2 separate regions of the Homo sapiens genome follow, and region 1 is linked to region 2. A link is an interaction called in ENCODE POLR2A ChIA-PET data of the cell type or tissue named here. Cell type or tissue: GM12878. All regions are shown on one strand. Each heading gives the region's core, and the rest is flanking DNA. Links, peaks and the distances in the headings are about the cores only. Region 1 overlaps LOC112267968. Region 2 overlaps TAGAP (T cell activation RhoGTPase activating protein).

Region 1 (4,392 bases), core at 111-4,110, 77 kb after region 2:
TTTGATATGTGAATTTTATCTGAAGGAAAAAAAGTAAAAGTAAAACAAAAGACAAAACCAAAAACCTGTATCTCTTGCATGGCATTGAATTCTCTACTCTCTGCCACATTGTCTGTATTTCTACCCATTAGAGAGCCTTTGAGTTGAGAAATGCCTCATTGAATAGGCAAATGTCTTCCCAAAGCTATTAGTCGTTTGCACCTTAGAGTGAATTGGTTCGGAGAGGTTCTGTTTCTCCCAACCACCGAGAGAAAGATGCTTGGGAAGGAGGATGAGCTGCTGGAAACCAGCTCTGAGGAAGGAGCCAGCGGGAGCCATTAGCTTGGCTAATGTGGGAATCCTGTTGTCTCTACCTAGGCCAGTGGCCTGGGCTCTGGGATCTGGGCATAGAGGTGGAATGGTCAGGTGGCCCTTACCTCAACGGGTTCCACGGGGTCATCCCCAGGGGGCATTGTTTGGCTGTTTTGAGCTGTCTGCTTTTCCTCTGCTAAGTCACAAAGTAATTCATCATAGACTCTTCTTTTGTTATTTATCCCTTTTAGGGATCAGGACAGCATAGTGTGTCCTCTGTCTTGAGAAGTTCGCATCCAGCTCTGCCATGGACCAGCCATGCTCATGGGTGAGTTACTTAACCTGTCTGTGCCTCAGTTTCCTGTCTGTAAAATATCAGTAATAATAGTTCTTATTACCCAATTGGTCTGGTTGATAGAGTATTACACAAGTTACTCTAGGTGGAGTGCTGAGATTGCTTCTGGCCACTTCATGAGGGCTGTGTACTTGATATTATTAACAATTGTAAGACATTTAATGAAGACTCTGAGTGGTCGGTTCATCTTTTTAAAAAGCTCATGGAAGGAATAAATTCATTCTCTGTTTTCTTTCAGATTGCCTCTCATTTTGCTACGGACAGGAGACAGGAAAATACTGGGTAGAAGAGGGCGGTTCCCGACAAAGGCCCCAACCTCAAGCCTGAAGACCCACGACCCTAAATGAGGACAGCCATTTCTGATTTTGTGCCCAAAAATTTGCCTTTTGGCCTGCCACACCCAACATCTTGCCCCTATATAAACCCGAGACCTTAGCGGGCACACACACAATCAGCCAAATGTTGGGATTAGCAGACCAGTGGACCAGCGGACCAGCAGACCAGTTAACGGTGGAACAACGCAGCAGAGAAAGAGAGAAGAGGAGGGATGTCTGAATGCCAAGGGGAATTCGGCCGCGGGCAGTTAGAAAAGTCTGGCTGCTGGGCGGCCCGACTCTAGGGGAAGACCACCTTCCCACTCCATCCCCTGTTCTGGCTCCCCATCCATCTCCCTGAGAGCCACCTCTACCACTCAATAAAACCTTTCATTCATCCTTTGAGCCCATATGTGATTTGATTCTTTCAGGACGCTCAGCAAGAGCTCAGAATATAGAAGGTTGTCTCAGTGGTCCCCTGCCCTTGCGATAAGGCAGAGGGTCCATTGAGCTGATTAAGACACAAGCCCAGATGGCAAATCTGAAAGAGCTTTATAATACACACCCACTTGGGCTTGGGGAGTCACAGACACCCATTCCTAGATGCTGCCGTGGGGCCAGAGCCCAAAAGGGCTTTCCCTGGCCTCTGCACCTGCCCATCTGCATGCTCCCCCCAGGGTTTTGAGCTGTAGGCGAGCCACACCCCTGTTGCGCGTCCTGCCAAGGGGAATTGGGGAACTCTACTGTTTCAGTTTCATGTTCCCCATATTTGTCTGTTAGGCAGAGACTGCTTTTGAGTAAATTTCTTACAACTAACAAAAGAAATACGTTCTACTTTAAATTATATCATAATTCTGTGCCCCAATGGAAATAAAGTTTCCAAAGGAACAACACTTTTATAATTTTAAATGCATTTTAAGAAAAACAGTTCCATGGGTTGAGGATGCAGGAACGAGTGATTCTGAGGGCAAGGCTGCAGTTCTCAGGCTTGGTTAGCCGTTTCTATGAAGTGAGAATTTTGGCCTGAGAACCCAGGTTGAACCTCAGATGTGAGTAGATAATTCCAAATCTAGGAAATGCAAGTCGGTTTCCTTCAGAGGAGTTGGGAGAGCAGGTGACTTCAACCTCCAGCTCAGTAAGTCAGGGACCCGAGACTTTTCTGAGGTGCTCAGGGAAGGTATTTCACCCAGTTCTGCGGGATGGTTGCTGTGTGTGTGGAGGGCTGAGGAGCACCTCCCATGGCTTGCCAGTGCCTTGACAATTGGAGTCAACTCAAGAAGGAACGCCAGGGCTCTGTACCTCTGGAAACTTGGCAGTGAGAGATGAGCAGAGACATTCCTGAGCTGTCATTTGGCAACAGTTCCCCATGGAGCATGGCCTTGCTCTGAAATCAGCCTGTGTCTCCAGTGAGAAAGCCTCTGGCAAAATATTGCTTCATTTCATGAAGTCACAGCCTGGGGGATCTTTCTCATTCCGGAACAATCTTTCTGAAGCACCACAGGCTGATTCTATTTCAATCAGCAACAACTGGATTTCGGGCAACCACCCAAGGAACCCTCTTTATTGATATTTCAGGCCTTTAAGTTATATTACAGTCATATTCCGGCAGATATGATATGTATCAATAAGTCATGCTACAACAGGACAATGATTTTCTAAATATGTGGGAAATCTTCACTGATTCATGGAATCGGGGGGTCGCTGGGTTGACCTTGTGCCCCAAACCATCAGAAGTGAAGATGGGTTTGCTAAGTCAGGGTGTCACCAGTGACTGCCTCTCTGTTACGCAAATCACTACATACTTAATGCCACGAGCTAGCCAGTTCCTGCATTGAGTCTGGGTGGCTACGCATCAGTGGAAAAGCATTGCTGATATCAGTCCCTCATGAGATGGTGCCCTCGTGGCCAAGCAGGAAACAGAATCAAGCACTGCATGTGGCCCTGACTTGGTGTGGGGATGGTGGCCTCAATGAGTTAGCAAGAGCAAGGGGCAGGTCATGATGTGACCCACAATGATTAGCAATAACGAGGAGGGGCCCTGGCTACCAAGAGGAAACTGACTCCTGCTCAGGGACTGTCCCTGTTGATGCCATGCCAAGATCATTCCATCCTTTGGCAACAGACCTGGTCTTGGACAACCACCAGCCCATGAAACTCTTTCTCCCGTAGTCTCTTTGGCTTCCCAAGGGAGCAAAGCACTAATCCTAATCTTTCAAATTGCTGTGCCTGGGACCAGCTAGGGGGAGACACCAAGTTTCCGTCTCAGGGTTGCCTGTGTCTCTCTGGGGGGAGACAGACCTCATAGAGGAGTCTAGAACAATCCCATCCCTAATCTTTACCAAAATGATAAATGACCAAAAACATCTCCGAGCCACCCTTGGAAAAGAAGATTATTTCCTCCTTCTCCAGGAGTCTCTGCCTGCTTCTAGATCCCTGGAATAACCCTTATTTTTAATTCATCAGGATTAAAAAGAAAAGAACTCATTATGGGGTAATTCTGAGTTTGGGCGTTAGCAGAGAGCAGGGTGGGACTGGGTACAGGAGCATTCTTAGTGCTCATGGCCCTTGCCCAATTCTATTCCTCTCTGTGCTTCTTCTCATCCCCTCCCCAAGCCCATCAGGTGCTGAAGAGGCCATGGGAAAACCCATGCTCCCTAGTGGCCCTCCAGTGGCTCTCCTTGTGGACGCTGTGGCCTCTTTGTTATAAGCATTATAGGCAGTGCATGATAAGAAACTTAACTATGAAGGGAAAAGCCAGATATAAACATTTAAAATGACAAAGATACTGCAAGACAGGGCAAGAATCTCTCCCTTGATATCTAGCAGTGAAAGAGGAAGGAGGATGCCCACCTTGGGACAGACCGTGAGGCCAAGGCTGAAGGTTAAATGAACTCCCTAACTGCAAACTAGACCAGCCCCCATATGTCCTTTAGCTGTATCTTCTCTTCCAAAATCTTATACTGTAGCAATTTTAGGTCATTGTCCTTAGCTTTGAAATTGTTTAAAGAAACTGAAGGAATAGCAAAAATTTAGGTTGCTTTTTCTTCTGCCTGAAATTTTAGAAGATTCTTCAAAGAAGCCTGTCTGAACTGAATACCCCAATATCACAGGCCACATACAACTTGTATTTATCTGTTCTCATGCTGCTATAAAGAACTTCCCAAGACTGGGTAATTATAAAGGAAAGAGCTTTAATTGAATCACAGTTCCACAGGGGCTGGGCAGGCCTTAGGAAACTTACAATCATGGTGGAAGGGGAAGGAAACACACCCTTCTTCACATGGTGGTGGCAAGGAGAAGTGCAGGGTGAAGCGGGGGAAAAGCCCAGAATAAAACCCTCAGATCTTGTGAGAACTCACTCACTATCAGGAGAACAGCATGGAGGCAACGGCCCCTGTAATTAATTTACCTCCTGGCAGGTCCCTCCCATAA
Region 2 (4,392 bases), core at 137-4,136:
AGAAATGTACCACATGAAAAGTTTATTTCTTTCTGAATTTATTTTGAGATCAGAAGAAAAATAGGGAAAGGAAATGAGTAAAGGAGGGAGGAAGGAGAGAAAGAGAGGAGAGAATAAGAAAAGAGAGAACAGCATTTCACTGAAAATGTATTGACCTTAATTTTTAAAACTGCTCCTTTTACTGGACCCATTTTCATTGTGATGGAGTCATATCCCATGAAGTGGAAACAAAAGTTTCTCACTCCAACTCCAGAGCTAAAGGTAGCTTAGTGAAATCAGCAGTGATTTGCGATGTACACTGGGAAGGGGGAAAGACTATCTGTGGTCTGAGGAGGCGCTGCAGGAAAAGCCCGGAGCAGGGTTTTCATGTTTAATGACTTCCTAATGGACTGGAGTCTAGTCTGACTCGGTGATTTGTGAAGGTAACTTCTGCCTCAAATATCAGAGATGCTTTACATGACTGGCAGACTGGCATGAACTTTTCCCTACAATCGTAATCAAATGATAGCACATTCCATACCTGAACTGTCAGTGTGCTCCAGGGAGTCATCAGAAGTGATACTGGAATGCACTGGAATGTTCTCCCCAAATATTTCAAAGCAGTTATCAATGAGGAATTCCACCAGTGTCTTCACCTGTGAGGAAAAGTAAGCAATTTGTCAGCTTGAAGACTTTTTTTTTTTTTTTTTTTTTTTGGAGGTGAGGAAGAATGGGGACACTGGAGTCAGGTGCCAAAATGAGAATCTGAGATCTTTATGTGTCTGAAAAGAGCATACAGAAATTTGGTAACAATCAGATACTTTTTTTTTTTTTTGAGACAGGCTTTCACTCTGTCACCAGGCTGGAGTGCAGTAGCCTGATCTCAGCTCACTGCAACCTCTGCCTCCCGGGCTCAAGCGATTCTCCCGCCTCAGCCTTCCGAGCAGCTGGGACTACGGGCGCCCGCCACCACGCCTGGCTAATTTTTTCTATTTTTAGTGGAGACGGGGTTTTGTCATGTTGCCCAGGCTGGTCTCAAACTCCTGAGCTCAGGCAATTCGCCTGCCTCGGCCTCCCAAAGTGCTGAGATTTCAGACGTGAGCCACCATGCCAACAATCACATACATTAAAGTTAGATACTCCTTGGTGTTTTGAGACATGCATTTTAAATTTAAGAACTTAAAAAAATTTAAAGTATTAATAAAATTTTCATTTAAGTAAGTAGTGTCCCAGATTGATAGACTGATAGACTGTGGTGTACAAAACACAAAAACAAAAGGGCTTTTTTATATCGGGAGAGAGTGATGTAAATACTCGCAGCACTCATCTGTCTCACAGATGACAGAAGACACGGATTTATTCAGTTTCATTAGATACATGTATCTGAGAGAGTGGAACTATGACAAAAGCATTTTGCATTTTATATTTTCACTGTGATTCTGAGTCAGTTGGAGACATTCTGAAGCATTTTATTGCCTGGACTTGGCAAACAGATGGTGAGATCATAAGTTGGGGATTTCTCATCAGTAAGCAGAACAAACCTTGTTGTTCAGGTCCTTCTGGGCTTCAAATGACAGGCTCTGGTCATTCTCCAGGGTGAGCATGTTGGGTCCAATGCAGATGGCCAGATTGCTGGAGTCCATCCTGTTCACCTCAGAGTTCTTGCTGATGAGGTGCAGCACATAGACCAAGTGCTTGAGTAGCAGGAGGTTGGGCCGGGGGAGCTTATCTGCAACCCTGGAATAAAGTGAAGGGATGTTAGTTTTCAAAAAGGCTAATGGTCTTCAGTGTAGCAAGCTGAGAGTTTCTGCCGAAACCAGACTTCCTTTAAAATGAGGAAGGTGCATTTTCACAAGTAATATTGTGAAATGCTCATTCAGACACTTCCAGTGGCAACTGACACAGAGTGAGACTGGTTAACCACAAGGTCTTGAGGAGCTAAGAAACTGGCCTTTGTAATTGGGACACCAATAACACAGCCCTTTATTATTTATACAGAGCTTAAATTATGAAGCCAATCTGCATTAAACACCATAGTTTGCCTTTATGTTTAGAAAATAGTTTTGTTGAGTAATCATTTAGTCATGTAGAATTTCTTTCTGTTTCTAACACGACTAGACTGGTTTTCTTGCCTTAAAACAAAGACGGAAACAAAACTATAATTACCAAACGAAGATGACACATTTTTACAACATTCTGAGAAAGCTTTATGAAGACTAAATCAGTTTCTAAGGGCATGTTCATATAAGGCGGCACTTAAATCGCAACATTGTTTCTAATGATAAGAAATTAGACTTCTTAAAGTCTCACTTTTTCAAAAACGAAATGGTGATTATTTTCATTTCTCAGAAGAAGGAATTGTTATAAAAATGCCTTATGTCTAGGTAGAAACTCATTGTGATAATCTTAGAATTTTCATTTTGGGACAGACATTTTAATGTCTTCAATTCTATACATATGTCATTGAAAGTATTTAGCCATGTGGGACAATTATAACATTTAGATAAACTTTCATAGGATGTGACAACCATGCTGACATTTCAAAGCTTGGGTTTTAGAATTCTCTAGTCACTAACAGATCACACTTTCCATTGCATATGTTATTATTTTTACTCTCACTGGAATGTGTTATTATATAGTTTTCATTTGGGTTAATTATAAGAAGATGAAATATGCTGTGAAGTTTTATGAACAAAACAACTGCCCCCCACCACACTGTCTGGCTGCATCCTGAGGGATGTTTTATGGGAGAACTGTTGCCTTGCATGACACCAGTCAGTGTAGCTTAAAGATAATCCCGAATTTCTACACTTTGCTGGTGAGCCTGTGTTAAAGTTCTCAGGTCTGATTTTATCTCATACCTTTTTGAACATCTTACATTTTCAGACTTCCCTACCTCTTGGGATTTGTGAGGATTGAAGTTCGCTTTCTACTTTTTGAAGAAATATTTCATTTGGCTAAAATTAAAATTCAAAAGTCCAGGGCACCCTCTGGTTTTTGTTCTGGGAGTGGACGAGCAATTCCACTCGGATTCCCTAAACATCACAATTCTCATGGAACAGGGATCATGAAGCATTTAGAAAGCTGTGTAAAGAATCAAAAGACGGAGGTGATGTGGCCTGGCAATGACCGATGACTTTGATGACTTACTGTTTCAGGGCCTCGATTCTGTCCTCCTCGTCCTGCATCTCCAGAGCACCCATCCACTCCTCAAAGAGGTCGCTTGAAAGTAGCTTCCGGGGGATACTTCTGAGGAAGTCCTGGGGGATGAGAGTGGGCTGTTGGCCTATTGGTACTGTATGATGTCCCATGTCCTTGTTTTCACCCGGTTTTCGTTCCATCGCAGGGTGCTCTATGCTTAGCCCATCATAGATTGTGGCCCTTCATTCCTGCATTTGATGAATCCAGGGAACCCTCTCTCCAACACCCTTGGCCTCTCTGCAACTTTCTAACATCAGGCAGAGTCAGAGGCACCATCCCCAGGTGGGTGTGTTCTGAGGGGCCACTGGATTTTGACGTATGGATTCTGCCACGGAACAATCAAATTGCCCGTACTTGGCAAAGTTTTGGGAGAGCAGAATGCATCACTTTCTGTTGGAATCTGAGGTCACAGAAACAGAGGTGCTTACTAAATAAATAAATAAAGGGCTTAATGAAAAAAATTAAACTCCAAGATCAGTGTACCTTGCTGTGTGGGGAGAAGAGCCTATTTCTTGCATCCTGAGAATGAGTGTGTCAGGGCCCCTTGGCAGGTTATTTGGCGCAAGTGTGTTGAACTCACCTTAAAGACCACAGCGAGGAGGTGCACGGGGAGCCTCTCCAGATCCACCGCATCCCCAGAGTTGAGCTCCTCCTTCAGCTCCTTACGGGCTTTCTCGTTGGCTGCTCTCCTGAATATCCCTTCCGTTGAAGGGCCTTTAAGGCATAGAATAGTGAGAATGTCCTAAAGGAAACAGCAATAGGAACAGGAAAGGGTTACCCTTCTTCTTTAGTATACTGAGATAGTCTTAACAGGAATATTGATGTCAGATTTTGCTTTCAGTCCAGTTGCTGTCAATGGCCTTCCTCAACCCTGCTATTTTTCTAAGAGGAGGCAAATTGTGAAAGCTCTAATTTTGCACTTTCTAAAATCACTTTGGAGCTCTCTCCTTTCAAATACTTCCATATGAACATTGGATTTCAGATCACAAAGTCTATATTCTGTTTCCCCCTTTTGACTTTTCAGAAGCTACAAATCTTCAGCATTCTCCACTCTGTGAAGTCAGAGGAATGGCGGGACCATAGCTCTGAGCTCATTGGCAAATACAACTAATTTCAATTTCTGGAATGGAAGCAGTCAGATATTCTTCTGACTGCACGCGTATGTGGGAGTGCCATGTTGAAGAGTGGAAAATATGGAAGATCAGTCCCTAC

Evidence for each region. Peaks named below come from ENCODE experiments on the same cell type or tissue, not always from the same donor. Only the 100,000 strongest peaks of a DNase experiment are listed, where the experiment ranks them.
Region 1: POLR2A ChIA-PET joins it to region 2 with 5 read pairs; 15 of 35 experiments call an interaction of 5 or more read pairs at or near these places.

The regions. Positions count from the first base shown.
Region 1 is chr6:159,114,890-159,119,281 of GRCh38, forward strand. The region is part of intron 1 of LOC112267968; the gene reads right to left. It overlaps LOC124901449, which reads left to right. Exons shown (of 5, transcript XR_007059837.1): 4 at 543-619; 5 at 885-1,370. Among named protein-coding and RNA genes, the nearest start is that of FNDC1, 52 kb to the right of the region's middle. RefSeq lists an enhancer at 1,711-1,780 and a silencer at 2,202-2,409. In GM12878, for the core only: no CTCF peak of the experiment used is centred there; a DNase peak (open chromatin) is centred at 1,722; H3K27ac peaks cover 385 bases.
Region 2 is chr6:159,037,594-159,041,985 of GRCh38, forward strand. It overlaps TAGAP (T cell activation RhoGTPase activating protein), which reads right to left. Exons shown (of 10, transcript NM_054114.5): 6 at 3,761-3,922; 7 at 3,130-3,239; 8 at 1,521-1,716; 9 at 521-635. TAGAP-AS1 (TAGAP antisense RNA 1) reads left to right here. Exons shown (of 5, transcript NR_183546.1): 4 at 3,326-3,462; 5 at 4,205-4,392. Among named protein-coding and RNA genes, the nearest start is that of TAGAP, 5.2 kb to the right of the region's middle. RefSeq lists silencers at 1,330-1,530, 2,190-2,390 and enhancers at 1,544-1,643, 1,654-1,703, 3,059-4,258. In GM12878, for the core only: no CTCF peak of the experiment used is centred there; DNase peaks (open chromatin) are centred at 1,528 and 1,848; H3K4me3 peaks cover 1,032 bases; H3K27ac peaks cover 2,955 bases.